Linked DNA regions of Homo sapiens: region 2 is linked to region 1. Evidence: read pairs that join two places in POLR2A ChIA-PET (ENCODE). Cell type or tissue: PC-3. All regions are shown on one strand. Each heading gives the region's core, and the rest is flanking DNA. Links, peaks and the distances in the headings are about the cores only. Region 1 overlaps RAD51B (RAD51 paralog B). Region 2 has its middle 40 kb from the start of ZFP36L1.

Region 1 (16,807 bases), core at 4,038-12,037:
AAGTCATCATTCCAATTTGCATTTATTTCAGTAATGTAATTTGCTTTTTCTTTATTTTTTTACTATTAGCTACTTGTTTTTCTTCCCTGTGAATTCCTTTTTGTATTATTTGGCCATTTTTCTATTTGGAAGTTAGCATTTTTACTCTCATTAACATAAAGGAACACTTCATATGGAGATATTTGCCCTTTATCAACACACATAATATAAGTATCTCTATAAAGAACTCTTACAACTCAACAATAAAAAGACAAATTACCCAATTAAACAAGAGGCAAAGGCTCTGAAAAGACAGTTTGCCAAAGAAGAGATGTAAATATCCAATCAGCACATGAAAATCTGCTCAACATCATTAGACATTAGGAAAATGAAAATCAAAACCATGATATACCACTTCATACTCGTTAGAATAGCAGGTATAATTTTTTTTTTAATTTGTAAGGAAAATAAAAAGCGTTGATAAAAGTGTGAAGAAATTGGAACCTCACACAGTGCTAATGGTGCAGCTACTGAGAAAAACAGTTCGGCAGTTCCTCAAATAGTTAAACATAGGATTACTATAGAACCCAGCAATTCTACTCCCAGATATAGAGTCAAGAGAATTAAAAGCACATGTCCAAACAAAACGTAGATACAAGTATTCATAGCAGCACTATTGATAATAGACAAAAAGTAAAACTGAGTCAAATAACCATCAAATAAAATGTGGTATATCCATACACTGAAATATTATTTGACCATACATAAAAGAAAATAAGCATAAATACATGTTGTAATATAGATGAGCCTTGAAAACATTATACTAAGTAAAAGAAACCAAGCACAAAAGATCACATTTGTATAGCTATATTTATATGAAAGGTCCAGAATAGACGAATACACAGTGACAGAAAACTAATAGATTAGAGGGTGCCAGGAGCTGGGGGAAAGCAGGAATCTGGAGTGACTACTAAGGGTTTTTTCTGGGATGATGAAAATGTTCTGGAGTTATATACTGGTAGTGATCGCACAACTCCATGAATAAAGTAAAAACCACTGAACTGTACACTTTAAAATGGTGAATTTTATTGCATGTCATTTATATCTCAATTTCTAAAAGACTTAAAACATTAAAAATGGAACATAAACATAAAAGTTAATACTCTATCATCAGCCCAGGAGTTTATAAGACCAGAAATTCCACTTTATGTATTTATCCTAATTTCAGCTTTGCTTGGTACAGCAAAAGACTAGCAGTAATTCAAATTCCTATCAATAAAAAATTGGGTAAATATATTATCACATAATATTATTAAATACTATGAAAGTATTTTTTAAATGATGCACTCCTTATATAATGAAATGCAAGGATTTCCAAGAAATATTAAGTGAAGAAAATAAGGTACAAAACAGTATGTAAAGTATGCTACCAGTTATATTAAAAATACACACACATCCTCATATATACTTGTATATGCAATATTTAAAGCGATAGCAACTAATAATTTTCTAGAATAATTGAAAGGATACCAAAAATAGATTAAACAACTTTTTATCAGTAGGTTTAAAAATTAAGATAAATCAACAACTTTCTGGAAAAATGTTATTAAAAAGATCTCAAAAGGAAATAGAAAGTTTGGATAACTATTTAAAAACTGAGTAACTAATAAAAATATACCCATAGAGAAGCTAGTTGTAGTACATAAAATCAACAAAGAATTGGTATTTATAATATATAAAGAACTTCTGCATGTCATTAAGAAAAAGGCAGACAACTCAAATGGACAAAAACTTGAGTAGGCACTTGGTATGGTTTGGATCTGTGTCCCACCCAAATCTTACGTTCAAGTATAATCCCCAATGTTGGAGGTGGGGCCTGGTGGAAGGTGTTTGAATCATGGAGGTGGATCCTTCATAAATGGTTTAGCACCATCACTTTGGTGCTGTTCTCCTCATAGAGTTCTCACGACACCTGGTTGTTTAAAAGTGTTATCACCTCCTTCCTCTCTCTCTTCCTCCTGCTAAAAGTGTAGAGCACATCCCTCCTCTCTCTCTTCCACCTGCCATGTAAGATGCACCTGCTTCCCCTTTGTCTTTTGCCATGATTCAAAGTTTCTTGAGGCCTCCCCAGAAGCCGTTATGCTTCCTGTACAGCCTATGGAACCATAAGCCAGTTAAACTTCTTTTCTTTATAAATTACCCAGTATTAGGTATTTCTTTATAGCATGTCGAGAAGCAATACATCACTTCACCAAAATTATACAAATAACCAATAAGTATATGAAAAAAGTGTTTAATGTGCTTAATCATCAAAGAAAGGCAAGTTAACAGCATACTACATGTTATTCAATATACCCACTAGAGTAGCTAAAATATAGTAGTTAAATACGAAGCCCAACAAGAATGTGCAGCAACCAGTACTCCAACACTGCTGGTAAGAATATAAATTAGTTCAACAACTTAACTGTTTGGCAACATCACTAAGCTAAATACATGCATAACTGATGACCCAATAATTCAACTCCTAGGTTGAAAGAAATGTGCAAATAAGTCCACCAAAATGTCCATAGCAGCCCTATTTACACTAGGCTAAAACTAGAAGGCATGCAAAACTCCATTATCAGTAGAATGGGCCAGGCATGGTGGCTCACGCCTGTAATCCCAGCACTTTGGGAGGTCGAGGCAGGCAGATCATGAAGTCAGGAGTTCGAGATCAGCCTGACTAACATGGTGAAACCCCACCTCAATTAAAAATACAAAAATTAGCTGGGCGTGGTGGCATGCACCTGTAATCCCAGCTGCCCAGGAGCCTGAGGCAGGAGAATTGTTTGAACGTGGGATGCGGAGGTTGCAGTGAGCTGAGATCTGCCATTGCACTCCAGCCTGGGCAACAGAGAGAGACACTGTCTCAAAAAAAAAAAAAAAAAAAAAAAAAAACACACACACACACAGTAGAATGGTAGAATGGATACATAAATATGTAATATGTTCTATTGTATGAATAATCACAAAATAGTATACTGCACAGCAAACAGAATGAACCACAACTACACAATACAACATGATGAATCTCACAAATACACTACAGAGTGAAAAAGGCCATATACCAAAAAAAAAGCATTCTGTATAATTTCATCTGTATACAGTTCAAAAACGAACCAAACCCCCCTAAAATACACAGTTTAGAAACTGGAGTAGGTGGTCACCCTCAGAAAAGGCAGTGGCTGAAAGGGCACACAGTGGGGGCTTCTGGGACATTGGTAATTTTTTGTTTCTTCATCTGGATTCTGGTTACATGAGATTGTTCAGTTTGTGAAAATTCATTGAGCTACAGCTACATTTATCATTTGTGCAATTTTCCCATAAATACATTATATTTCAATTTATAAATTATTTTTAAAAGCCCTCCTACTTAGAAACTCCATCAAGTATGGAGGATGTGGAAATAAGTTTTACCATATCTTCATGATGAGAAAATCCTATGTTATAAAAATTTTTCCAGAGAATAGAAAATGAAGAAAGCTGCTGAGCTTCTTCTATAATCTAGAAAGAAAAATCGGTACTACAAACAAAAACTACAAGGAATTCTTAAACAAAATAGTAACAAAAAAATCCACCAATATATTCTTTTTTTTTTTTTTTTTTTTTTTGAGACGGAGTCTTGCTGTGTTGCCCAGGCTGGAGTGCAGTGGCGCGATCTCAGCTCACTGCAACCTCCACCTCCCGGGTTCACGCCGTTCTCCTGCCTCAGCGTCCCGAGTAGCTGGGACTACAGGCACCCGCCACCACACCTGGCTAATTTCTTTTTGTATTTTTAGTAGAGACAGGGTTTCACCGTGTCAGCCAGGATGGTCTTGATCTCCAGACCTTGTGATCCGCCCACCTCGGCCTCCCAAAGTGCTGGGATTACAGCAATATATTCTTTTTAAATAACTAAGTATAGTTTATTTGGCAATGCAAGGATGATTTAACACTACAAAAGCCATTAACATAATCTACCACATTAATGGGATAAAAAAGCCATATGATTTATCTTAGTAGATATTAAAAATTACAAAATTTTACTGGCAAACTCAATCCAGCAGCACATCAAAAAGTTTATCCACCACAATCAAGTAGGCTTCATCCGTGGGATGCAAAGTTGGTTCAACATATGCAAATCAATAAATGTAATTCATCACATAAATAGAACTAGAAAAAAACCACGATTATCTCAACAGATGCAGAAAAGGCCTTCAATAAAATTCAACATCCTTTCATGTTTAAACTCTCAATAAACTAGGTATTGAAGAAACATACCTCAAAATAATAAAAGCCATGTATGACAAACCCACAGCCAATATCATACTGAATGGGCAAAAGCTGGAAGCATTCCCCTTGAAAACTGCCACAAGACAAGGATGCCCTCTCTCACCTTTCCTATTCAATGTAGTACTGGAAGTTCTGGCCAGGGAAACAGGCAAGAGAAAGAAATAAAGGATATTCGAATAGGAAGAGAGGAAGTCAAACTATCTTTGTTTGCAAATGGCATGATCCTATACCTAGAAAACACCATCCTCTCAACCCAAAAGCTTCTTACGCTGATAAGCAACTTCAGCAAAGTCTCAGGATATAAAAATCAATGTGCAAAAATTGCTAGTATTCCTATACACAAACAGGCAATCCAAGAGCCAAATCATGAATGAACTCCCATTCACAATTGCTACAAAGAAAATAAAATACCCAGGCTAACAAGGGAAGTGAAGGACCTCTTCAAGGAGAACTATAAAGCACTGCTCAAAGAAATCACAGATGACACAAACAAATGGAAACATATCCCATGCTCATGGATAGGAAGAATCAATATCATGTAAATGACCATACTGTCCAAAGCAATTTACAGATTCAATGCTGTTCCCGTTAAACTACCATTGACATCCTTCACAGAATTAGAAAACACTATTTAAAAATTCATATGGAACCAAAAAAGAGCCTGAATACCCAAGACAATCCTAAGCAAAAAGAACAAAGCTAGAGACATCACACTACCTGACTTCAAACTATATTATAAGGCAACAGTAACTAAAACAGCATGGTACTGGTACAAGAACAGACATATAGACCAATGGAACAGAATAGAGAACCCAGGAATAAGACCACACACCTATAACCATCTGATCTTCAAGAAATCTGACAAAAACAAGCAATGGGAAAAGGAGTCCCTATTTAATAGGTGGTGCTGGGAGAACTGGCTAGCCACATGCAGAAAATTGAAACTGGACTCCTTCCTTACACCATATACAAAAATCAACTCGAGATTAATTAAAGACTTAAATGTAAAACCCTGACTATAAAAACCCAAGAAGAAAATCTTGGCAATACCATTCAGCAGATAGGCACAGGCAAAGATTTCATGATGAAGATGCCAAAAGCAATTGCAACAAAAGCAAAACTTGACAAATGAGATCTAATTGAAGAGCTTCTGCACAGCAAAAGAAACTATCATCAAGCTGATTATAGTTTCTAACAGAATGGCAGAAAATTTTTGCAATATATCTGTCTGACAAAGGTCTAACATCCAGCATCTACAAGGAACTTAAACAAATTTACAAGGAAAAAAAAACATTAAAAAGTAGGCAAAGGACATGAACAGACACTTCTCAAAAGAAGATATACATGCAGCTAACAAATATATAACAAAAAGCTCCACATCATTGATCATTGGAGAAATGCAAATCAAAACCACAATGGCTCACATCAGTCAGAATGACTATTATTAAAAAGTCAAAAAACAACAGATGCTGGCAAGGTTGCAGAGAAAAAGGAACACTTTTACACTGTTGGTGGGAGTGTAAATTAGTTCAGCCATTGTAGAACACAGTATGGCGATTCCTCAAAGACCTAGAGGCAGAAATACCATTTGACCCAGCAATCCCATTACTGCTTATATACCCAAAGGAATATAAATCATTCTGTTATAAAGATACATACATACATATGATCACTGCACCACTATACACAATAGCAAAGACATGGAATCAACCTAAATGTCCATCAGTGATAGACTGGATTAAGAAAATGTGGTACGTATACACCATGGAATACTATGCAGCCATAAAAAAATTGAGACCATGTCCTTTGCAGGGACACGGATGGAACTGGAGGCCATTATCCTCGGCAAACTAATGTAGGAACAGAAAACCAAACGCCACATGTTCTCGCTTGTAAGTAGGAGCTGGATGATGAGAACACAGGGACACATGGAGGGGAACAATACATAGTGGGGCCTTGGATGGTGGGGGATGGGAAGAGGGAGAGCATCAGGAAGAATAGCTAACAGATGCTGGGCTTAATACCTAGGTAATGAGATGATCTATGCAGCAAACCACCATGGCATACATTTGCCTATGCAACAAACCTGCACATCCTGCACATGCACCCCTGAGCTTAAAAGTTGAAAATCAAATAAATAAATAAATAAATAAACTCCATTACCTTTTTGAGTCTCTACTGCCTTGTCCATTAAAAGAGGACCCTAATAAACTAGAAATTTCCAAAATAAAAAAGTATAAAATTTTACATTGATTCATCACTTAAGAAAAAAGCTTCCACCAATATAGCAAGAAAAATAAACTTTCTAAAATGAAAAATGATATATTGGAGTCTCCGGAAATCAGGAATAAGAAAAAATCCCACTATGACACTTCTATTCAAGAATAAAGAAGTATGAGGTTTGGAATAGAAGAAAAACTGCTACTGCATATATGATTCCATAGAAAATATACGATAGTTTGCAAGCCATTTTAATAAGCATGCAAAGCAGTTTTGCTGGACTTTAAATATAAAAATCAATTTTCTGATCCAAGAACTGATTGGATTACATAATAAAAACAGATCCCATTTTTTAAAAACTATTAAAAACCCATGAATAAATCTAACCAAATTATGATTTGTAAGATCTTTGAGGACAAAAGTCTATAATATTATAGAATACCTAAATAGAGAAATAAACCATTTTCATAAATGAAAAGATTCAATATTATAAATACATAAATTCTCCCCAATTTATGAATTCGATGTAATTCTAATAAAAACACAAGAGGATCTTTGGTGAGAACTTATCACAGAGAGGCAGAGAAACAGACTTCCAAATAATGGTTCTCAGAGACAGAGGATAAAGACTTTTTAAAAACTGAAATCCACATGGTCAAGGGTGATATCTGATTTTTGCTTTTCTCATTTCCGGTCTCATCATTTTCAGGGATAATAGCCCTTCTCCATGAGGCTTATTTTTTCCAAAACATTCCATAGCTTCAGAAAACAAACCAAACAATTACAGACCTAAAGGTCAGATAAAAGTTACCCACTGGAAAAGTGAAGTAAACTCAATCCAAGAAGCCAGCTGATTTTTAACAATGCAAAACACTAATAATTTAAAAGAGAAAAAAAATCTTAACAGGACATATTTTAACCTCAATGAAATAAAATACTTAAGTTTAGAATTCCCTAGTAAAAGATATGTAGAAAGTATATTAGTTATACACTTTATAAAACCCTTGACAGTATTTGTACTAAATGCGAACATACCAGAGTCTAAGAAAAGTCTTTATAGTACTGTCACATTATCAATCACTTGGAAAACCTAGGAAATCAATTTTTACAGGGCAAGAAAGAAAAATATGGAAGTTACCCAAAGAAGCAGATAACAGAGAAAAGCAATTCAGCAAATTCTTGGAAACTCGGGAATGAGCTCTGGAGTTTAATATTAATGAAATGATCGGCTTAGACTATCAACGTAAAGCAGTCTTGAATAGTGGTTAAGAAAAGATCAGCCCACAGGAATTTTCCACAGGCATTCCCAAATTTATTAGTCATGGCAATAAATAGGAATGGCCTAAGGAAGTATACTTTTACTATGGGGTTAGACTTTCTGTTTGTTCTTTTTTTCTTCATTTTTACATTCCTACTACTAGTTTTTTGTTGTCTTTTTGTTTGTTTGTTTGTTTTTAAGACCTAAATTGCTTTTCCTAAGGTTCTGGACTATGCTGACATTCATAAGTGTATTTACAGCCTTCCCCACGTTTTACACCTTTGAGCCCTTGCTCATTTAGTTCCTTAAAAGTAGAATGTCCTTGGAACCCATCTAACACATATCAAAACCCTACTCCACCTTCAAGGCACAATTTAAATATCATTTCCTCCCTGAAGATTTCTATAGTAATAATAAAAATTAACTGCTCCTCTATCCTATGTGTATTCTAACGGGAAATAAACCTAATACTTAATGAACCTCTATGATATGCCAAGTCAAGTGCTTTATAAAAGAATTTTAATTTAACCTTCTCAGAAGTCCTATAACGTACTATTATCTCCATTCTGCAGTTGGAAAACTAAAGATGTGAGAGGTTGCATAATACAATAGTAAGTCATGGAGTTGGGATTTAACCAAAGCCTATCTGATTTCAAAGTCTATGGCCTTTATATAATTTCATGCTGCCTTTATCACAAACTGACTTGGAATGTGTTGTTTATATACCAGTCCACTCTTGTAGGTCATGAGATCTTTGAAGACAAAGGCACTATCCCATTTGGGTTTTAATCCTCCTATGCTAGCACAGTGCCTAATATGTATCATATAGCACTCTAGTGCTGCCTGAAATCATGTGAAGAAATTAGTACAGCATTTATTTTCCTCATATAATGAGCTTCTATGTAGCCTCATGACCATAAAAAATAAGTACCTGGACTTCCAGCTATAACAGAATAACTAGTACCAGATCTGTCCTACTGTAAACACTGAAAAAACTGGAAAAATATACAAAAAAGTTACTGTCACACCTCAGACAAAAGTTAGTGTTAAGACTGTGATCCCTGAGAAAAGGAAAATGAACAAGGTCGCCCTGATGTCTGTCTGGAAGCACTTTCTGGAATGCACCACAAGGAATGATAACCCCAAGCAGAGTACAGAGGTCTTACTAAGTTAGGGTGACAGAGTTCAGAGTTTAAAGAGGAGGAAAGAGATGGACTCTTCAGGGCAGAGTGCTAAAGAGGAAGAGCTATGCAGAGAAGAGCTCAGGAAATCTACACAGGGTTCCCCTTGAGACTATGACTGAAAATTAAGCTGCACATACATAGAGTAAATTCCATAAGAACAAACAAAGTACCATGAATGTTAATCTAAATAATTCCCAGTACTCATATAAGACTGTGAGACATTTTGACAAGGTAAAGGAGAGAGACCTCATTGAATATCTAGAGCACTGCACAGAGACTCCAGAAGGGTTACATCCTAGTAGTAAGGCTGAACTAGCTCCAGAGTAGTGGTTCTTGATCCTTTTCCCATCTGCCCAGAGAATACTCACCAGTGGCACTTGCGGCTGCAGCGTTTACCCTGAGATAACTTTGCCATGTAATATCTCATTTTAATTATTACTTTCACATTGCTCTAGTATATCAACTTTGGAAACAAAATACATCATTCTATTTGTACCATTCTGTTTTTGGTAGTGATATATCCATTTACAAAATGTAGTAATTCTCAATCACCAAAAATGTCAAATCCTAGAAAACATAGCATTCCTACACATGATGTTAACACAGTTCTCAAACAGTTATTGGCTGAATCTAATTTTTCCGAAATAGACGATTCTGATGATTCAGGTGATTCTGATGTTAGTTCAGTTTAAAAATAACTCTAAGAACAGTTTTTATATTTTATTTCCACATTGAAAATCAGTCAGATTTGCTTCAGCCTCAAAGACCCATGTTTATGTAACGTTAAAAAAGCACTGGCAGTAAGCTGCACTTATATTTTCTAAAGGGGTAAAAGGTTAAAAGTTAAGAGTACATCACAATAACTTAGAGATGTATTAAAACACAGATTGCTAAGCATCACTCCAAGGTGACATTGATACTGTTGGTCCAGGTACCACACTTTGAGAGCCACTGCCCTAGAGTAAAAACAACTCTGGACAAACTCTAACAAGTGTCAAAAGGGTTGTACTGATCCACAATTCACTCAAACTACTTCCTAGAAGAAAGCTCAACATTCTTTACAGAAAGACAATAGAGTTCTGCATTCATCAGCATCACATTCACAATTTCCATATTACTATTAATAATGGGATTAATAGCAGATTTGGCACGAGAAAGATAATGAACTTGAAGCACACAATAATATCCACACTGAGGCACAGAAAGAAAAAAGACAAATAAAATTAGCAAAGATTCGCTGATCTGTGGAACAGTATTAACTGGTTGAACTTACATGTAAATACAGTACCATGGGTAGGCTGAGAGGGCAGGACAGTACGTGAAAAATTAATGGCCAAAAATTTACCATATTTGACAAAATATCAAAAAACAGGTAAAAGCATCTCAACAAATGACAAACAGCATAAATAGAAAGAAAACCATCTGTGTTCATTTTAAAGAACATTTTGATCACAGACAATAGGAAAAAGATGAGGTATAGAGAAGGGGTTGGAGGCAGCTAGAGGCCGAAAGACCAAAGTAAACTGTCATAATTTAGGACGTGACTGTGACTAAGACCTAAACTAAGGCAATAATGCATCACTCTCTCCTCCTTGATACTCTTCATTCACTTGGCTTCCAGAATACTATACTCTTGATTTCATCCCTTATCTCATTGGTTGCTTCTTCTCAGTCTCCTTTGTTGGTTCCCTCTTTTCCCCTACTTTGCCTGAATCCATATTTCTTAATGTTGAAATGCCCTGGGCTAAGTTCTTGTTCCTTTTCTCTGTCTATTCATTCTCTTGGGGATTGTATCTAGTTTTTTGTTTCAAATACTATGTATTTTCATACAACTCCCAAATTAACTTCCAATGAAATTCTGAACTCATATATCTGACTTCCTACTCAATAACTCCACTTAGATACCTAACATACATCTCAAAGTTAACAAGTCCTGTTCTTCCCCTCTAAACCTGTTCTACCCACAGCCTTCCTTCCCATCTAAGTTGATGTAAAATGCACTTACACAGGAAAAAACAAACAAACAAACGTAGATTTATCTTAACTCTTTCTCTTATATCCTACATCTAATCTATTAGAAACTCATGCTGGCTCTATCTTCCAAATTCTAGAATCCACAGCTCACTGCCTCCACTGTCACTGACCACTCTGTCTAAGCTACCTTCTCTTGATTGAAATATTCCAACAACCTCCTAGCTTGTCTAATTCATCCCTTGCTCATACAACCTAGTATCAACCAGCAGCCAGTGATCTCTTAAAAATATAAATTAGGTGTCTCTTCTCTGCCCAATGCATCCATCCATTCAGTGCCTCACAAAACCCCTACATAAGCAGACCATTGTTACCTCTAAGACCTCATTTCCCATGGCTCTTCCTCCTGCTCTCTCCACTTCAGATCTATTGGCTTCCTTGGAGTTCCTTGAACTCACCAAGCATGCTCTCATCTTGCAGCCTTTGCACTGACTGTTCTCTCTATCTGGCAAGCCTTTTTTCCAAATATTCTCATGGCTTACTTCCTTCAGGTTTTGCTGAGATTTCACCGTTATGGAACATCTTTTATTTATTTATTTATTTATTTATTTATTTATTTATTTATTATTGTTGTTATTTTTTGAGAAAGAATCTCACTCTGTCAACACAGGCTGGAGTGCAGTGTCATGATCTTGGCTCACTGCAGCCTCGACCTCCTGGTCTCAAATAATCTTCCTGCCTCGGGCTCCCACGTAGCTGGGACCAAAGGGGCACACCATTACACCCAGCTAATTTTTTAATTTTGTGTAGAGGCCGGGTCTCACTTTGTTCCCCAGGCTGGACTTGAGCTCCTGGGCTCAAGCGATCCTCCCACCTCGGCCTCCCAAAGTGCTGGGATTACAGGCATGAACCACTGCACCAAGCCTGGACCACCATTACCACCATTTTTAAAATTGCAACTCTCTCCCCACCTCCCACACTCCCAAACTCCCATCCCACCCTACTTTTTCTTTTTTCACAGAACTGACACCATCTGGAATACTATATAATTAAGTACTCCTTGAATGAATAAATTGTACCAGTAATGTAGAGAAGGCAGATTTTTTAAAAATGAAGAATATAGGCCGGGCGCGGTGGCTCATGCCTGTAATCCCAGCACATTGGGAGGCCAAGGCGGGCGGATCACGAGGTCAGGAGATCGAGTCCATCCTGGTTAACACGGTGAAACCTCGTCTCTACTAAAAATACAAAAAATTAGCCAGGCGTGGTGGCGGGCGCCTGTAGTCCCAGCTACTCGGAAGGCTGAGGCAGGAGAATGGCATGAACCCAGGAGGCGGAGCTTGCAGTGAGCTGAGATTGCGCCACTGCACTCCATCCAGCCTGGGTGACAGAGAGAGACTCCGTCTCAAAAGAAAAAAAAAAAAAAAGAATATAAAATCAGCAGGGCTTGGTCTCCAATAGTATTCAGAGGGGGGAAAAAAGCAGTATGGGTTGACATCCATATTTCTAACTTGGGATGGAAGGAGCAAGGATAAATGTGTGAGAAAAAGATCCTAAGTTCCCAGTTTTGGACATGTGGAGTAGATGACTTAGTTATATCCTATTGTGAGTGTGTTCTTTTTGTTGTTGTTGTTGTTGTTGTTGTTGTTGTTTTTGAGATGGAGTCTCGCTCTGTTGCCAGACTGGAGTAGTGGCGTGATCTCGGCTCACTGCAACCTCTGCCTCCCAGGTTCAAGCAATTCTCCTGTCTCAGCCTCCCGAGTAGCTGGGACTACAGGTGCGTGCCAACCACGCCCAGCTAATTTTTATATTTTTAATAGAGATGGGGCTTCACCATGTTGGCCAAGATGGTCTCGATCTCTTGACCTTATGATCTGCCCACCTCAGCCTCCCAAAGTGCTGGGATTACAGGTGTGAGCAACCATGCCCGGCCGAGTGTGTCTTATACTCCAAATCCTGAAGATCCCTTAATCTGCTAAGCAGTCTAGGTACCACATATAAATGGAATCATACATTATTAGTCTTTTTGTGACTGGCTTATTTCACTTAGCATAACATCCTCAAGGTCATCGTGTTGTATATGTGTCAGAATGTTTTTCCTTTTAAAAGCTGAATATTCAATTATATTTATACACCACATTTTGTTTATTCATTCATCTACTGATGACATTTGGGTTGCTTCCACCTTTTGGTTATTGTGTCTAACACTGCTATAAACATGAGTGTAGAAATATCTCTTCTATTTCTCTGCAATCTTGAGATGATTATGGGAAATGCTAGAGAAAATCATCAGTTGCAGATGGGAAGATTGATGAAAAGGAGCTAACATTTTGCCAAAGAATCCTAGAAAACCAGAGAAAGACAAATGGCAGCAGCAACAGTCTTAGACATGGTAAGATTTGAAGATCAATCAGTGGTGACCCCTCCCTGCCTTAAATCCTGCTTGAGCTTAGTCATACAAAGGAGCACTGATTTCTCATTTCATATTTCTAATTGTAAAACTAGATACTTCTAACTCACCCTACCTGGGCTTAAGAATTATTTATAAGGTACTGTTAAAAGGGTACACTCTTAATATGAAACATAGTAACCATCTTATATTAAAATAAGTTAAAGATAAAACTTGACCATGTAACCAGTGAATATGTTCAACTATTCATTTATCCTGCAGGCAATGTCTTTGTTGGCTTAATATTACAAAAGCTTTCTTTTTCAAGATCATTCTTGCCTACCTAGCAATGATGCACATTAAAATTAAAACCAGCTAAAAAATATTTATCTAAGAGAAAAAAATGGCTTTTTTTTCTTGAAAAAAACAGTGGTTAGTGTATATTTTTGGGCCCCTTAACAATATCTTATTTCTCCTTTCAAAAAGCAATATGGAAATTAACAACAGTCCAAAAAAGGAAAAGGAAGAAAATATAGAAAACTCTTAACAGTAAACAGAAACCTGAAAAAACAAATTCTACCTCAGCATTCAGTTTCAAAGCAATATTAATATTAAAGTACATAAAGGCATGATATTTTTATGGATACCTAATAGTTATAATACAGCTGTTATTATATATACTAACAGTTATATATTAAGTTATTAACATATAGTTGTTAGAATAGCTAGCATACAGCGTTAAAAATCAGTATTTTCCAGTGTTTCTTTTATACTTGTCTTTAGAGGTTACATCACAAAAAACAAAGTAATAATTGTTTACTAGAGAACCCTCATACACTGTTGACAGAATGTAAATTATTACCACCACTATGGAGAACAGTTTGGAGGGTCCTAAAACCACTAAAAATAGAGTTACAATATGATCTGGCAATCCCACTGCTAGGTATACATCCACAAAAAGGACATCAGTAAATCAAAGAGATATCTGCACTCCCATATTTATTGGAGACCTAGTCACAACAGCCGAGATTTGGAAGCACCCTAAGTGTCCATCAACACATGAATGGACAAAGAAAATGTGGTATATACACAAAACGGAGTAATATTCAGCCATAAAAAAGAATGAGATCCTGTCATTTGTGACAACATAAATGGAACTGGTGGTCATTATGTTAAGTGAAGTAAGCCAGACGCAGAAATACAAACTTCGCATGTTATCAGTTGTTTGTGGGAGCTAAAAATTAAAATAATTGAACTCATGGAAATAGAGAGTAGAATGATGGTGACCAGAGGCTGGGGAGTGTAGCGGGATGGAGGGAGGGTGGGATAGTTAGTGGCTACAAAAATATAATTAGATAGAATTAATAAAATATAGGGCTAAATAGCACAACAGGGTGAGTATAGTTTACAATAATTTTTTGTACATTTTAAAATAACTAAAAGATGGGGTATCCATACCCTCAAGCATGATTACCCTGATGTGATTATTACACATTGTGTATCTGTATCAAAATATCTCATGTACTCTATAAATATACAGAACTACTATGTACCAACAAAAATTAAAAATTAAAAAAATGTTTCTTGGATGATTAGAAGAAATGGAGCCTATTAACAGATTTTTAGGTAAATGGTCAGAGAAACTATAGTATATATCAACTTCCTAGTACCTAGCAGAGCGACCAGCACTTACCAGGTATCCGAAAAAATATTTATAAATTAATGAATGAGTAAAAAACAAATGAGTGAACAAACCAATGAACCTGGTTACTCTGATGTATCTGCACATATTCATTTCATAGCACTATCTTCTTATAGCTGCAGTGTGATCACCTTGTTTTTGACACTAATAAAAAAGTGCCAAATATAAATAATGCTTCCTAGAAAAAAAAAACATTTTTCCTTCTAAATACTTATGTTAAGTCCTTTTAACTTCATAAAGATATTTTAGGAGTAGATAAGAATAAAGCTTCTTGGAAAAGTAACAGGCATGTTTTGATAATAACATATACAGATGAATCCTGTTTATCAATTTATGGTCAAAGACATTCTCTGCCTCTTAGCCAAACGACAGAGAGTAAATTGGTATAAACAAGTAGGAAACACACCACCAAAAAGAGTAGACTGAATCTAAACATCAACTAGTTTTACCCCCTTTCTGATGAATAAATTTCTTCTATTACCACATACCCTTAAGGTAGTTTGGCAACACCCTGGAAAATTCACTACTTAACTCCCAGCACAGTCTATTTCATTTTTTAGACAGCTTTAAGGACCAGACAAATATTCTTTATATGGAGTCAAAATCCATCTTCATGTAACAATTGGTTGTCACTTTACCTTCTGGAGCTTCACAGTCTCATTCTAACCTTCCTTCCAAAGGGTTGCCCATCAAATATCAGGAGACAGCTATTATGACTCCTTATAGGCTTCTTTTTGTAGCTTTGTTATGTGAAAAACTTTAGCCATTTTCTTCTGGATGTGCTTGAAGCTTATCACTCTCAGACTGCGATAATCAGAACAAAATAGTCCGATGCATAGAATAAAGCGGGACTACTACTAATCTTATTCTAGACATTCTATTAATGTTCTAGACATTCCTAAGATCACAATGCATTTTTTTGAAAGAAACATGACAAAGTTGCCCATATTAAGTTTTCTGTTAACTTAGGAACGTTAAGCCTTTTTTCCTACCCCTACATCTAAGCCATTTCTCCTCTATTCTGTAATACATAGCATTATATATTATATTATAAACTTGTTCTCAGTAAATTTTATCTTGCTGGTTAAGCCTATCATCCTGATATTTTTAGAGCTTTTTTGACTCCTGTCTATATCAAAGAGATATCTGCACTCCTATGTTTATTGAGACTGTCTATATCACCCAATAATTTTGACTCCTGTCTATATCACCCAATAATTTAAGCCATCCTTCCTCAACTGTATATTATCTACAAATTTAATTAGTAGGCCAGCTATATTTCTTTTAACTCTTTGTTGATATATATAATGAAGGTGAAGACAGATTCCTATGGTATCCCAGAGTTCTCCTTCCAGGTTAACACAGACCATTAAATATCACTCTTTCAGATGGCTGTTCAGCCAGCTGCATAACAACATAACCGTATTTTTATATCATATCCCTCTCATCCATTCTGCCCACAGTGATATCATGATGGACCATGTCAAAAAACTTCATGAAATTCAGACCCCTGTCTGCTGTGATCAACAGTCTAATAGCCTTCCTAAGAAGAAGGAAATTAGGTTAATCTCCACAAAGTTTTTTTAATAAAATCAGGCTAATTCTTAGAGATCATCATTTTTCCTTAACTAGCATCTACTAAATCACCTAATATGAAACTTTACTAAGGATTCAATTCAGATTCACCAGCTGTAGGGAACAAGAAAGAGAGAGAACCTACAGATGTTTAGGGTCTGTGATCTGCTTTCTCTCCTCCATCTTCCTGCCTGAAGGCTGTGTCTCTAGGGATCCTG
Region 2 (16,807 bases), core at 4,892-12,891, 830 kb before region 1:
GTGGTACGATCATGGCTCACTGCAGCCTTGACCTCTAGGGCTCAAGCAGTCCTCCTGCCCAGCCTCCCAAGTAGCTGAGCAGCTGGGACACAGGTATGCACCACCACACCTGGCTAATTATCTTTATTTTTATTTTTGTAGAGGCAGGGTCTCCCTATGTTGCCCAGGCTGGTCTTGAACTCCCAGCTCAACTGATCCTCTTGCCTCAGCCTCTCAGACTGTTGGGATCACAGGTTAAGATGAGGCCACCATGCCCGCCTCATCTTCATCATTTTTTAAGTGCACAGTTTAGTGGTATTAAGTGCATTCATAATGTTGTGCAACCAATCACCACCATCTGTCTCTAGAACACTTTTTATCTTGTAAAACTGAAACTCTATACTCACTAACCAATAATTCCCCATACCTCCATGTCCTGGCCCTGGAAACCAACATTCTACTTTCTGTTTCCATGGTTTTGACTACTCTAGGTACTTCACAGACTCACGCATTATTTGTCCTTCTGTGACTGGCCTATTTCAGGTAGCAAAATGTCCTCAAGGCTCATTCATGTTGTGGCATGTCAGAGGGTTTTTTTTTTTTAATTTTCAAGGCTAAATAATATTCTGTTTTTTTTCTTTTCTTTTTTTTGAGATGGAGTTTTGCTCTTGTTGCTCAGGCTGGAGTGCAATGGCACAATCTTGGCTCACTGCAACCTCTACCTCCCAGATTCAAGAGATTCTCCTGCCTCAGCTCCCGAGTAGCTGGGATTACAGGCATGAGCCACCACGCCTGGCTAACTTTGTATTTTTAGTAGAAGTGGGGTTTCTCCATGTTGGTCAGGCTGGTCTCAAACTCCTGACCTCAAATGATCCACCTGCCTTGGCCTCCCGAAGTGCTGGAATTACAGGCGTGAGCTGCTGCGCCTGGCCAAGGCTAAATAATATTCTGTTACATGTATATACCACATTATGCTTATCCATTCATCCAGTGATGGACATTTGGGTTACCTCCACATTTTAGCTATTGCAAATAATAATGCTATAAACATGGTGTACAAATATCTGAGACCCTTCTTTCAATTCTTTTGGGTATATACCCAGAAATGAAATTACTGGATCATATAGTAATTCTATTTTTAATTTTTTGAGAAACAGTAAATGCATCATTTTGCATTCCCAACAACGTTGAACAAAGGTTCCAATTTCTCCACATTTTCAGCAACACTTGTTATTTTCTGTTTTTTTGTTTTGTTTTGTTTTTTTAATAGTGACCATCCTAATGTATGTGAGTGGTATCTCATTATAGTTTTGATTTGTATGTCCCTAATTAGTGTGTTCATCCATTATTGCATTGCTATAAAGAAATACCTGAGCCTGGGCAATTTATAAAGGAAAGAGGTTGAGTTGGCTCACTGTTCTGCAGGCTGTACAGGAAGCACGGCACTGGCATCTGCTCAGCTTCTAGTGAGGCCTCAGGATGCTTTCAACCATGGTGGAATGTAAAGGGGGAGCAGGCATATTCCATGGTGAAAGTGGAGCAAGAGAGAGAGGGTGGAGGTGTCACACACTTTCAAACAACCAGATCTCATAGGAACTCAGAGGGAGAACTCACTTATCACCAAGGAGACGGCACTAAGCCACTTATGAGGGATCCACCCCCACACAGTGGTGGGGACTCCCACCAGGCCCCACCTCCAACACTGGGGATTACATTTTGACATGACATTTGGAGGAAACAGACATCCAAACCATATTATTCCATCCCGGCCCCCTAAATATCACGTTCTTCTCACATTGCAAAATACAATCATTCCCTGCCACTAGTCTTCAAAAGTCTTAACTCATTCCAGCATCAAGTCCAAAGTCCTGTCTCATCTGAGTCTCATCTCCTTCCATCTCTTTGGCTGTACAATCAAATCAAGTTATTTACCCCAAGATAAAATGGCAGTACAGGCATTGGGTAAACATTGTCATTCCAAAAGGGAGAAATTGGCCAAAAGAAAGAGGCTGAAGGCTCCATGCATGTCTGAAACTCAACAAGGAAGACATTAAACCTCAAAGTTCCCAAATGATCCTTGACTCCATGTCTTGTATCCAGAACACACTGGTGCAGGGGGAGGGCTCCCAAGGCCTCAAGCATCCTTGCCTCTGTGGCTTTACAGAGTGCAGCCTCCGTGTCTGCTCTCACAGATTGAGGTTGAGTGCCTGTGGCTTTTCCAGACTCAGGATGCAAGCTGCCCATGTCTCTACCATCCTGCGATCTGGAGGGCAGCAGACCCCTTCTCACAGCTCCACTAGCCAGTGCCCTGGTAGGGACTCTGTGTGGGGCTCCAACCCCACCTTTCCCCTTGGTGCTGCCCTAGTAGAGGTTCTCCATAAGGGCTCTGCCCCTGCAGGAGGCTTTTGCCTGGACACTCAGGCTTTCTGGAACATCCTTTGAAATCCAGCAGGAAGCTGGCAGCCTCCTTTACTTTTGCACTCTGTGAGCCTGCAGGCTTAACACCATGTGGAAGCACCAAAGCTTATAGCTTGCACCCTCTGGAGTGGTAGCCCAAGCTGTACCTGGGCTCCTGTGAGTTGAGGCTGGAGCTGAAGTAACTGGAATGCGGGGAGCAGCCTCCTGAGGCAGAGCAGAGCAGCTGCATTCTGGGCCTGCCCCCTAAAACCATTCTTTCCTCCTAGGCTTCTGGGTCTATAATAGGAGAGGGTTTCTCCAAGATTTCTGAAATACCTTCAAGGCCTTTTCCCCATTGTCTTAGATATTAGCACTTGGCTCCCTTTTAGTTGTGCCAATCTGTTTAGCAAGTGCTTGCTCTGCAGCCTGCTTATATTTCTTGCCTGAAAATGATTTTTATTTATCTGCCACAGGGCCAGTTTGCAAATTTTCCAAACTTCCATGCTCTGCTTCCCTTTTAAATATAAGTTCCAACTTTAAGTCATTCCTTTTCTCCTGCATCTGATTTAGACTGTTGGAAGCAGCCACATCACTCCTATATTTATTTTTTCCTAAAAAAATTTTTTTTTTTGAGACAGAGTCTCGCTCTGTCACCCAGGCTGGAGTGCAGTGGAATGATCATGGCTCACTGCAGCCTTGACCTCCCAGGCTCAATTGATCCTCCTGTCTCACTCAGTCTCCTGAGTGGCTGGGACCACAGGCATGCACTGCCATGTCTGGCTGATTTTTAAATCTTTTGTAGAGACGGTGTCTCACTGTTTACGCAGGCTGAACTCCTGGGCTCAAGCAATACTTCAGCCTTGGCCTCCCAAAGTGCTGGGATTACAGATGTGAGCTACCATGCCTGGCTACATGCCACTTCTTGAATGCTTTGCTGCTTAAAAATTTCTTGCATCTGATACCCTAGGTCATTACTCTTATGTTCAAACTTCCATAGATTATAAGGACATGAACACAATGCAGCCAAGTTCTATGCTAGGGCATAACACAAGTGACTTTAATCCAGTTCTCAGTAACTTACTCATTTCCATCTGAACCTCATCAGCCTGGCCTTCACTGGCTATATCTCTCAGTATTTTGGTCACAACCATTTACTCAGTATCTAAAAAGCTCCAAATTTTCCCTCATCATCCTGTCTTCTTCTGAGCCCTCCAAACTCTTCCAACCTAGAAGACTAGAGTAAATAACTGATCCTTCAGTGCAAAAACAGAGGAGACATCCAGAAGAAACAACAGCAAACAGGGAACCATGACCTTCTGTAATGGACAAAGCAAGGAACCAGTGACTGACTCTAATGAGACAGTGATACATGAACCCCTTGACCAATTGTTCAAAACAGCAGTTTTAAGGAAACAGTGATCGCCAAGATAACACATAAAATCAATTCAGAAATGTTTGAGACTTTTGTTTTGTTTTGTTTTTGAGATGGAGTTTCAGTCTTTTGCCCAGGCCAGAGTGCAGTGGCGTGATCTCGGCTCACTGCAACCTCCGCCTCCCAGGTTCAAGTGATTTTCCTGCCTCAGCCTCCGAGTAGCTGGGATTACAGGTGCCTGCCACCATGTCAGACTAATTTTTGTATTTTTAGTAGAGACAGGGTTTCTCCACATTGGTCAGGCTGGTCTTGAATTCCTGACCTCAGGCGATCCACCCACCTCAGCCTCCCAAAGTGCTGGGATTACAGGCATGAGCCACTGTGCCCAGCCAAGAAAAATTTAACAAAGAGATTGAAATAATAATTAAAAAATCAAACAAACAGAAATCTTGGAACTGAGAAATACATTTGCCAAACAGAAAAATGCACTAGAGGCTCTTAACAGCAGAATGGGTTAAGTGGAGGAAATAATTAGTGAGCTTGAAGACAGGCTAATAAAAAATATGGCCATAGGAGAAAAAAGAAGAATGAAAAGGAATGAAAATTATCTACAAGATATAGAAAATTACCTCTAAACACCAAATCTAAGAATTATTGGTATTCAAGAGGGATATGTACAACAGCAAGGGGCAGAAACTCTATTCAAAGAAATAATACCAGAAAACTTTCCAAAACTTGAGAAATATATGAATATCCAGTACAGGAAGGTCAGAGAACATCAAACAGATTCTACCGAAATAAGAGCACCCCAAGGCATAAAATAATTTTCTCTCAAAAGTCTAAGATAAATAAAGGATCCTAAAAGCAGCAAGAGAAAAGCAAATAACATATAAAGGAGCATCAGTTTGTCTGGCAATAGACTGCTCAATGGAAACCACATTGGCCAGGAGGGAGTAGGATGACATTTTCAAAGTGCTGGAAAAAACAAAACAAAACAAAATAACCCTGCCATCCAGGAATACTGTATCCAGCAAAGTTGTCCTTCAAATATTAAGGAGAGATGTAATCTTTTTCAGACAAACAAAAGCAGAGAATTCACCACCACCAGACTCATCTTACAAGGAATGCTAAAGAGAGTTCTTCAACCAGAAGGAAAAAAACCACCCCACGAACATGCAAAAAGAAAACACTTGAAGGTATAAAATCCACTGGTAAAATTAAATACATGGACAAACCCAGAATATTCTAATATTGTAAATGTGGTGTGCAATTCATGCATAACTCTAGTATGAAACCTAAAGAGCAAATCTATCAAAAACAATATAGCTACAGCAGCCTACTAAGAGATAGGCAGTATAAAAATATGTAAATTGAGACAATAAAAAGACAAAATGTGAGGAGGATGGAGTTCAAGTGTAGAATTTTTTTCATTTTTGTTTCTATTATTTTCTTTGTGATCTAGAACTTTGTGATAAGTTGCCACCTCTGTAAAATGACTTGTTATATTTATAAGATGTTTTCTGTAAGCCTCATAGTAACCACAATGCAAAAACCTATAATAGAGTCACTGCAAATAAAAAGCAATGAATTAAAACATACTGCCAGAGAAAACCACTTAACCACAAAGGAAGACAGTAAGAAAGAGAGAAAGGAAGAGAGGAGTTACAAAACAACCAAAAAACAAGCAACAAAATGGTAGTGGTAAGTTCTTACTTATCAAAATAACACTGAATGTAAATGAATTAAATTCTCCAATTAAAAGGCATAGAATGGCTAAATGGATAAAGAAACAAGACCCAACTATATGTTGCCTACAAAAAAACCCATTTCACCTATAAAGACACACATAGAGCCCAGGAGATTGAGGCTGCTGTGAGCTATGATCGTATCACTGCACTCCAGCTTAGAAGACAGAATGATACCTTTTTTTTTTTTTTTTTTTTTTTGAGATACACATAGACTGGGCTGGGCACGGTGGCTCATACCTGTAATCCCAGCACTTTGGGAGGCCAAGGTGGGCGGATTACCTGAGGTCAGGAGTTCGAGACCAGCCTGGCCAACATGGTGACCCCGTCTCTACTAAAAACACAAAAATTAGCCAGGCATGGTGGCACATGCCCGTAATCCCAGCTACTCGGGAGGCTGAGGCAGGGGAATTGCTTGAGCCTGGGAGGCATAGATTTCAGTGAGCCGAGATTATGTCACTGCAGCCTGGCTGACAGAGCAAGACTCTGTCTAAAAAAAAAAAAAAAAAAAAAAGATACACATAGACTGGAAGTGTGTCCAGTTAAAATAAGATATAGTACGCAACTGGAAACCAAAAAAGGGAAGTAGATATGTTTATACCAGATAAAATAGACTACAAGTCAAAGACTGTAAAAAGAGACAAAGAAGGTCACTATATGATGATAAAGGGGTCGATTCAGCAAGATGATACAACAATTATAAATATCTATGCACCTAACGTTAGAGCTCCCAAATATATAAATCAAACATAAATCTATCTAAAGGGAGAGATAGACTACAATATAATAATAGTAGGGAATGTCAACACTCTACTCTCAGTAATGCACAGAACATCCATGCAGAATATCAATAAAGAAACATTAAACTACACACTAGACAAAGTAGACCTAACTAATATTTACAGAATATTTCACCCAACTGCTGCAGAATACACATTCTTTTCATCAGCATATGGAACATTCTCCAGAGTAGACCATGTCTTAGGCCACAAAACAAGTCTCAACAAATTCAGAAAAGAAGAAATAATATCAAGTATCCTTTCTGGCTACAATGGAATAAAACAAGAAATCAATAACAAGAAGAACCTCAGAAACTACACAAATACATGGAAACTAAGCAACATGCTCCTGAATGATGAATGGGACAATGAATAAATTAAGAAAAAAAATGTAAAAAGTCTCTCAAAACAAATTAAAAGGAAATATACCATAATCTGGGGGATACATCAAAGGCAATACTAAGAAGGAAGTTTATACAACAAACAACTATATCAAAAAAGCAGAAAGATTTCAAATAAATAACCTAATGATGCACCTCAGGAAACTAGAAAAGCAATAACAAACCAAACCCTAAATTAGTAGAAGGAAATAAATACTAAAGATTAGAGCAGAAATAAATGAAATTGAGATTTAAAAAATACAGAAGATCAATGAAACAAAAAGTTGGTTCTTTTGAAAAAATAAAATCAACAAACATTTAGCTAGACTATCTAAGAAAAAAAGAGAAAAGACCCAAGTAAACAAGATCAGAAACTGAAAAGGAGACATAAGTGAGACTACAGAAGTTCAAAGAATCATTAGAGACTATTATAAACAACTACATGCCAACAAACTGGAAAACCTAGAAGAAATGGATAAATTCCTGAACATATACACTTATCAAGACTGAACTATGAATATTGTTCATATGAATATCAAGACTGAACTATGAAGAAAATAGAAAACCTGAACAAGCCAATAATGACTAATGAAATTGAAGCTGTAACAAAGAGTCTCCCATCAAGAAAAGCCCAGGACATGATACCTTCACTGCTGAATTCTACCAAACATTTAAACAAGAATTAATACCAATTCCATGCAAACTCTTCAATAAAACTGAAGAATAGGGAATACTTCCAAACTTGTTCTACAAGGTCGTCATTACCCTGATACCAAAACTAGACAAGGACATGACAAGAAAAGAAACAACAGGCTAATATCACTGATAAAAATAGATGCAAAACCCCTCAACAAAATACTAGCAAACTGAATTCAATAACACATTAAAAAGACCATTTGGCGGCTGGGCACAGTGGCTCACGCCTGTAATCCCAGCATTTTGGGAGGCTGAGGGAGGCGGGTCATGAGGTCAGGAGATCGAGACCATCCTGGCCAACATGGTGAAACCCCATCTCTACTACAAATACAAAAATTAACTAGGCATAGTGGCACATGCCTGTAGTCCCAGCTACTCGGGAGGCTGAGGCAGGAGAATCGCTTGAATCTGGGACGCAGAGGTTGCAGTGAGCCGAGATTGTGCCACTGCACTCCAGCCTGGGGACAGAGTGAGGCTCTGTCTCAAAAAAAAACCATTTGCCATGACCAAGTGGGATTCATCCTAGAGACATAAGGATGGTTCAACATTTGCAAATCAATAAATGTGATACATCACATTAACAGAACCATAAGACCATTTCAATCAAGGCTGAAAAAGTATTCAATAAAATTCAACATCCCTTTATGATGAAAACTCTCAACAAATTGGGTAGAGAAGGAGCATATCTCAAAATAATACAGGCCATATCTGACAAACTGTCAGCTAACATCATACTGAACAGGGAAAAATGGAAAGCCTTTTCTTTAAGATGTGAAACATGACGAGAATGCCCACTCTCAACCTTTTAATCAACATAATATTGGAAGTACTGGCCGGAGCAAGTAGGAAAGAGAAAGAAATAAAGGGCATCCAATTGGAATGAAAGAAATCACATTAGCTTTGTTCACAGATGACATAATTTTATACTTAGAAAAATCTATAGATTCCACCAAAAAACTGTTAGAACTGATAAACGAATTCAGTAAAGTTGCAAAATCAATGTACAAAAATCAGCATTTACATACATCAACAGCAAACAATCTGCAAAAGAAATCAAGAAAGCAATGCCATTTATAATAGCTACAAAGAATATAAAATACCGAGGAATCAATTTTTTTTTTTTTCTTTTGAGACAGAGTCTTGCTCTGTCACCCAGGCTGGAGTGCAGTGGCTCAATCTTGGCTCACTGCAAGCCTCCCAGGTTCAAGCGATTCTTCTGCCTCAGCCTCCTGAGTAGCTGGGACTACAGGCACATGCCACCATGCCCGGCTAATTTTTTGTTGTTGTTTGTATTTTTAGTAGAGATGCAGTTTCACCATATTGGCCAGGCTGGTCTCAAACTCCTGACCTCGTGATCCACACACCTCAGCCTCCCAAAGTGCTGGGATTAAAAGCATGAGCCACCGTGCCTGGCCCCTAGGAATCAATTTAACCAAAGACGTGAAAGATCTATACAAGGAAAACCATAAAATTTTGACAAAGGAAATTGAAGACGACATACGAAAAAGGAAAAGATAGTCCCTGCTCATGGATTGGAAGAATTAACATTGTTAAAATGGCAATATTACCCAAAGCAATTTATAGCTTGAACACAAGCCCTTTCAAAATACTAATGATATTATTCACAGTAATAGGAAAAAAAAAAACCCTAAAATTTATATGGAACCACAAAAGACCCCAAATAGCCAAAGCAATACTGAGCAAAAAGCACAAAGCTGGTGGCATCACATCCCATTATGTGATTTCAAAATATACTACAAGGTTGTAATAACCAAATCAGCATGGTACTGCCATAAAACAGATACACAGATCAATGGGAACACAACAGAGAACTCAGATATAAAATCCATTCATTTATAGCCAACTAATTTTCAATGAAGATGCCATGAATATACACTGGAGAAAGAAGAGTCTTTTCAATAAATGGTGCTGGGGAAACTGGATAACCATATGCAAAATAATAAAACTAGACCCCTATTTCTTACCATATATAAAAATGGATTAATTACTTAAGTCTATGACCTGAAACTATGAAACTACTAGAAGAAAACATTGGGAAACACTCCAGGACAAAGATTTTTTGTGTAAGACTCAAAAGCACGGGCAATAAAAGCAAAAATAGACAAAGAGGATTACAGCTAGCTAAAAAGCTTCTGCACAGCAAAAGAAACAATCAACAAAGTAAAGAGGTAACCCCCAGAATGAGAGAAAATATTTGCAAACTACTCATCCAACAAGGGATTAATAACTGAATATATAAGGAGTTCAAACAACTTAATAGCAAAAAAAAAATCTGATTTAAAAATGGGCAAAACATCTGAACAGACATTTCTCAAAAGAAGACACACAAATGGTGTATGAAAAAATGCTCCACATCACTAATCATCAAAGAAATACAAATCAAGCCTGGGCGAGGTGGCTCACGCCTGTAATCCCAGCACTTTGGGAGGCCAAGGTGAGCGGATCAACGAGGTCAGGAGATCGAGACCATCCTGGCTAACACAGTGAAACCCCGTCTCTACTAAAAACACAAAAAATTAGTTGGGCGTGGTGGCGGGCGCCTGTAGTACCAGCTACTCGGGAGGCTGAGGCAGGAGAATGGCATGAACCCGGGAGGCGGAGGTTGCGGTGAGCCGAGATCGTGCCACTGCACTCCAGCCTGGGTGACAGAGCAAGACTCTGTCTCAAAAAAAAAAAAAAAAAGAAAAGAAAAAGAAAAAGAAAAAGAAAAAAGAAATACAAATCAAAACAACAGTGAGATCATCTCACTCCACTTAAAATGGCTTTTATCAAAAAGGGATGCTGCTGAGGATATGGAGAAAGGGGAACCCTCATAGACTGTTGGTGGGAATGTAAATTAGTACAACCACTATCAATAGCACTTTTTGAGCTATTTTTAGCACAAAAAACTAAAAAGAGAACCACCATTTGATCCAGCAATCCACTACTGGGTATATATCCAAAAGAAAAGAAATCAATATATCAAAGAGATATCTGCACTCCTGTATTTATCACAGCACTATTCACAATAGCCAAAAAATGGAATCAACCTAAGTGTCCATCAATGGATGAATAGATAGAGAAGATGTGGTATATATACCCAATGAAGTATTATTCAACCATAATAAAATAAAATTATGTCATTTGTAGCAACATGGATGCAAGTGGATGTCACCATGTTAAGTGAAATAAGCCAAGTGCAGAAAGACAAATATTGCATGTTCTCACTCATATGTGGGAGCTAAAAACTTGGATCTCTTGAAGACAGAGAGTAAATTTGTGGTTTTCAGAGGCTGGGAAGGAGAGGGGAGTGAGGGGATGAAGAGAGGTTGATTAATGGGTACAAATATACAGTCAGAAAAAGTAAGATCTATTGTTCTATAGATCTGTAGGGTGACAATAGTTTGCAATAACCTATTATGTATTTCAAAATAGCTAGAAGGGAATAACTTGAATGTTTCCAGTATAAAGAAAAGACAGATATTCAAGGGACAGATATCTCAATTATCCTGATTTGATATTTACACATGATATGAATGTATTAAATTATTACATGTACCCTGAAAATATGTACATCTATTATGTATCAATAAAAAATAAACATACCTTAAAATAAAATAAAATGTGTAAAGGAAAAAAATCATTTGACCATATATGTGAGGGTTTGTTTCTGGGCTCTGTCTTCTACTTCATTGGTTTATATGTCTGTCTTTATGCCAGTTCCACATTGTTTTGAATACTGTAGCTTTGTTTTGAAATCAGGAAAAGTGAGTCCTTTAGCTTCGTTCTTTTTCTTTTTCTTTTTTTTTGAGACAGAGTCTCTCTGTCGCCCAGGCTGGAGCACAGGGGCGCGATCTTGGCTCACTGCAAGCTCCGCCTCCCGGGTTCACGCCATTCTTCTGCCTCAGCCTCCCAAGTAGCTGGGACTACAGGCGCCCGCCACCAGGCCCGGCTAATTTTTTGTATTTTTAGTAGAGACGGGGTTTCACCGTGTTAGCCAGGATGGTCTCGATCTCCTGACCTCGTGATCCACCCACCTCGGCCTCCCAAAGTGCTGGGATTACAGGTGTGAGCCACCGTGCCCGGCCAGCTTTGTTCTTCTTTTTCAAGATCATTTTGGCTACTTAGGGAACCATGAAATTCAATATAAATTTTAGGATGAGTTTTTCTTTTCTGCAAAAAAAAAAGTCATTGGGATTTGATAGGGCTTGCATTGAATCTGTAGATTGACTTGCTGTAGTGAGAACTTCCAGTACTATGTGGAATAGAAGTGGTGAAAGCAGGCATCCTTTCCTTGTTCCTGATCATAGAGGGAAAGCTTTCAACTTTTCACCATTGAGTATATTTGCAGTGAGTTTTTTGTATACAGCTTTTTAATGTTGAAGTAATTTCCTTTTATTTTTTAAAAAAACTTTTATTTTTTAAAAATCAACAGATAATAATTGTGCATACTCATGGGTTACCTACTGATTTGATTATACATATAATATGTAGTGATCAGATCAAGGTAACTAGCATATCCCTCATCTCAAACACTGATCATTTCTTATATTGGGAACAGTCAGTATCCTCCTTCTAGCTATTTGAAACTATATATTTTATTTTTAACTATAGTCATCCTACAGTGGTACAGAACACAGAACTTATTCCTCCTATCTAGCTATAATATTATATCTTCTAACAAATTTCTCTCTAACTCTCTCTTCCCCTTACCCTTCTCAGCCTCCAGTATCCTCTGTTCTACTTTTTCTATGAGGTCAACTTTTATTTTTCACTTCCACATATGAATGAGACATGCAGTGTTCCATTCCTGGCTTATTTCACTTAATATAATGTCCTCCAGTTCCACCCATGTTGCCAAGAATGACAGAATTTCATTCTTTTTTAAATAGCTAAAAAGTATTCCATTGTGTATATATACCACATTTTCTTTATCCATTCATCTGTTGTTGAACATTTAGAATTCTATTCCTAATTTGTTGAGTGTTTTTATCATGAAACGGTATTGAATTTTGACAAATGCTTTTTTTGCATCAGTTGAGATTATCATTTTTCCCTTTTGTCTGTTAATGTGGTACATTATATTGATCATTTTTTGTATGTTGATCCATCCTTGAATTCTGGGAATAAATTTCACTTGGTCATGTATGTAATCCTTTTAATATGCTGCTGAATTTGGCTTGCCAGTATTTTGTTGAGGTTCTTGCATCAATGTTCTTAAGGGATATTGGTCTATTGTTTTCTTGGCATGTCTGTCTGGCATTGCTTTCAGGGTAATACTGGCCTCATAGAATGAATTAGGAAGTGTTTTCTCCTTTTTTTTTTTTTTTTTTTTTTTAGATAGGGTCTCGCTCTGTTGCCTAGGCTGGAGTGCACAGCATGATCATGGCTAACTGCAGCCTCAACTTCCTGGGCTCAAATGATTCTCTCGCCTCAGCCTCCAGAGTAGCTGGGACCACAGGTGTGCACCATGATGCTTGACTAATTTTTGTATTTCTTGTAGGGACAAGGTCTCACTGTGTTTCCCAGGCTGGTCTCAAACTCTCAAGCAATCTGCCTGTCTTGGTTTCCCAAAGTGCTGAGATTACAGGTATGAGCCACTTTGCCCAACCCCTCCTTTTTAATTTTTAAAAACGTTTGAAAAAAATAGGTGTTAGTTCTTTAGATATTTGATAGGATTCACCAGTGAATCCATCAAGTCTAGAGCTTTTCTTTATTGGAAGGTTTTGATTACTGAGTCAATCTCTTTACTAGTTATAGATCTATTCAGATTTTCAATTTCTTCTTGATTTAGTCTTGGTAGGTTTTATGAATATGTCTATTTCACCTAGGCTATCCAATTTGTTGGTGTACAATTGTTCATAGTACTCTCAGAATCCTTTTTATTTCCATAGAATTGGAAATAAACGTCCCCACTTTCTTTCTTTTTTTTTTTTTCTTTTTGTGAGACGGAGTCTCACTCTTGTCACTCAGGCTGGAGTGCAATGGCGCGATCTTGGCTCACTGCAACCTCCGCCTACCAGGTTCAAGAGATTCTCCTGCCTCAGCCTCCTGAGTAGCTGGGCATTACAGGCATGTGCCACCACGCCTGGCTAATTTTTGTACTTTTTTAGTAGAGACAGGGTTTCACCATATTGGCCAGGCTGGTCTCGAACTCCTGACATCAGGTGATAACACCCGCCTTGGCCTCCCAAAGTGCTGGGATTACAGGAGTGAGCCACCGCGCCCGGCCAAATGTCCCCACTTTCATTTCTGATTTCAGTAATTTGAGGCTTCTCTCTCTCTTTTATTAGTCCATCTAGCTAAAGGTTTTTCAATTTTGTTGATCATTTCAAAAAACAAACTTTTTGTTTCGCTGGTTTATCTCTATTGTTTTTCTTTTTCTTTTTCTGAAATGGGGTCTTGCTCTGTTGCCCAGGCTGGGGTGCAGTGGCATGATCTTGGCTCCCTGCAACTTCTGCTTCCCAGGCTCAAGCGATCCGCCCATTTCAGCCTCCTGAGTAGCTGGGACTACAGGCACACACCGCCATGCCCAGCTAATTTTTTGTATTTTTGGTAGAGGTGGGGTTTTGCCATGTTGCCCATGCTGGTCTTGAACTCCTGAGCTCAAGTGATCTGCCTGCCTTGGCCTCCCAGAGTGCTGGGATTACAGGCATGAATAACTGTGCCCAGCCTTTTCTATTGTGTTTCTATTCTCAGTTTCATTTGTTGCTAATATTTATTTTGACTACCACGACTGGCCTCCAGTTATATTTCTGTTATTGATTTTTAACTTCATCCTGTTGTGGTCCGAGGAGATACTTTATATGACAGTTATCTTTTTAAATTTATTTAAATATTGGGTTGTTTGGTTTTCTCTTTATACTTCCTCAAGTTGTAAAGTTAGGTTGTTGATTTGAAATCTTTCTTGTTTTTTAATGTAAACACTTACAGCTATAAATTTCCACCTTAGCACTGCTTTTATTGTATGTCATACATTTTGCTATGTTGTGTTACTTATAGCTATAAATTTTCTCCTTAGCGCTGCTTTTGTTGTATCTCATACATTTTGCTTTGTTGTGTTTTCATTTTCTTTTATTTCTAGGTATTTTCTGGTTTCCTTTGTGATGTCTTCTTTGATCCATTGGTTAAGAGTGCATTGTTTTTTCACAAATTTGTGAATTTTCCAGTTGTATTTCCTTTTCTTTTCTTTTTTTGTAGACAGGGTCTCACTCTGTCGCCCAGACTGGAGTGCAGTGGTGTGATCACAGCTCACTGCAGCCCCAACCTTCCCAGGCTCAGATGATCTTCCCACCTCAGCCTCTAAGAGTAGCTGGGACTACAGGTGTGCGCCACCATGCCTGGCTATTTTTTATTTATTATTATTATTATTATTATTATTATTATTTTGTAGAGATGGGGTTTCAGCATGTTGCCCAGGCTGTTCTCGAATTCTGGGCTCAAGTGATCTGCCCACCTCCGAGGCCTCCCAAATTGCTGGGATTACAGGCGTGAGCCACCACGACCGGCCTTCAGTTATATTTCTGTTATTGATTTTTTAACTTCATCCTGTTGTGGTCCAAGGAGATACTTTATATGACAGTTATCTTTTTAAATTTATTGAGACTTCATTTGGGTTTGGTCCCATGGGGCTTGTGTAGCTGCAGGGCTGGAAGTTAAGTGGACAGCTACCTTTGGAGTTACATATTGGATGGGGCTAATACTTCCTCCCTCACAGGGCTGGTGTGACGTGCAAATAAGATAACACAGGTGAAAGGCCTTTGTAAAGTATAACAAGATAAGGAAAAGTTTATCATTGATCCTTTTTACCACAGAGAGGAGGAAGAGCCATTTCCCTGCTTTCTCCTCAACAGTGCAGTCTCTCTTGGGAGCAGGAGACAGGAGAGAAAAAGCTACGCTTTTGGTTGGAAATAGCCTCTTGTTAAAATCTGAGCAGTTAAAGTCGAGTGCCTAAACACCAGCACAAGTTTGCCATCACAGCTGAGTTGAAAAACCCAAGTTCTGTATCTTTTTCATTTGTATTTTTTGTTTGTTTTATTTTGTTTTTATTTGAGGCAGAGTCTTGCTTTGTTGCCCAGGCTGGAGTGCAGCGGTGCAATCTCGGCTCACTGCAACCTCTGGCTCGTGGGTTCAAGCTATTCTCATGCCTCAGCCTCCCAAGTAGCTGAGATTACAGGCGCCTGCCAGCATGCCTGGCTAATTTTTGTGTTTTTAGCAGAGACGGGGTTTCACCATGTTGACCAGGCTGATCTCAAACTCCTGGCCTCAAGTGATGCACCCGCCTCGGCCTCCCAAAGTGCTGGGATTACAGGCGTGAGCCACCGTGCCTGGCCACCCCTTTTTCATTTGTGAACTAGAAATAGTAACACCTACCTCATGGGTCATTGTGAGGATTAAGATAACTTTTACTCTTGTTGGTGTTGTCATCACTAATATTTGAAGAAAGCCATGCTAAAGGGCTGTATATGTTGTTCTTCCATCTTGCAATGACCTTCTGATGTAGATCTATCACTTCCTTTTTTCTTTTGAAAAAATTGAGGGTTAGTTGCACAACGCTTCCAGACCCTGTAGGAAGGAGACTGGGATTGTCCCTGTGCTCCTAGGCGAGCTGTCTTTGGGAAGTGGGGCTCTATGCAACCCGTGCCGGGAGAGGCCACTAGAGGGCACTCGCCTGCTCCTCATGGCCTGTGCTGGACCGGAAGGTGTCCAGCCCTAAACACACCCCCTCGGACAGCCGCTGTGCCGCATGCCCAAAGTGACCTCTATGGCATTTTCCAGGATGGAGCGTAGTCTCCAGGACCACATGTGGGAATATGGGGCTAATAGGCCTGCTCAATTTGTTCTCAGAACAGGGTGGTGAAAACATTTGCCCTGCTCAGGTTCCTGGGACTCTGTGCAGAAAGGTGAGGGAGGATGGTGCTGTCTGTCCCCTTCAAGGATTCCTCCAGGACAGGCAGCTCATGCAAGACCTGAGTGCACAGGGGAGGGCACCAAGGTGTTGAGCAGTTTCCTGTGCACCCCACCCCCTCCAGGAGGCCCTTCATACCCTCTGTTAGCTCACTGTATGTCATGACAAGCCCCCACTCCCGAAGTGGGCAGTGGGTACAAACTCACTGCTGGGGAGGGGCTGTGCCTGACCAGGCATGGCTCTGGGGTCCCCTCTTGGCTTCCTCTGACCCCAAGTTGAGCAGCATCTGGGACTTGTTCTCCAGAAGCACGCTGGCCAGCACCTGCCCCTGGCTTACTCCAGTCTTCCTTGGAGAGCTGGCTGAGGGCTGGATGGGAGAGTTCCCCTGTGTGCCCTTTAACTCATGGAGTTGCCCTTGACTTGGTCCAGTTACTTTCCCCTTGTGCCTCATGGAAGGTGTTGGTGGGCTATAGATCCCTATGTTTCCCTGCCTGCAGCCCCAAGATCCACAGCCCCTTTTTGCCAAGTTATCCTGACTCCTGGGTCCAGTC

The links. Peaks named below come from ENCODE experiments on the same cell type or tissue, not always from the same donor. Only the 100,000 strongest peaks of a DNase experiment are listed, where the experiment ranks them.
Region 2: POLR2A ChIA-PET joins it to region 1 with 6 read pairs; 2 of 35 experiments call an interaction of 5 or more read pairs at or near these places.

Annotation. Positions count from the first base shown.
Region 1 is chr14:67,991,155-68,007,961 of GRCh38, reverse strand. All of the region lies in intron 7 of RAD51B (RAD51 paralog B), which reads right to left. Among named protein-coding and RNA genes, the nearest start is that of RAD51B, 180 kb to the right of the region's middle. In PC-3, for the core only: no CTCF peak of the experiment used is centred there; a DNase peak (open chromatin) is centred at 7,791; H3K4me3 peaks cover 1,048 bases; H3K27ac peaks cover 1,421 bases.
Region 2 is chr14:68,824,235-68,841,041 of GRCh38, reverse strand. No RefSeq gene overlaps it. Among named protein-coding and RNA genes, the nearest start is that of ZFP36L1, 40 kb to the right of the region's middle. RefSeq lists enhancers at 15,907-15,956, 15,836-16,130, 16,127-16,326. In PC-3, for the core only: no CTCF peak of the experiment used is centred there; no DNase peak of the experiment used is centred there.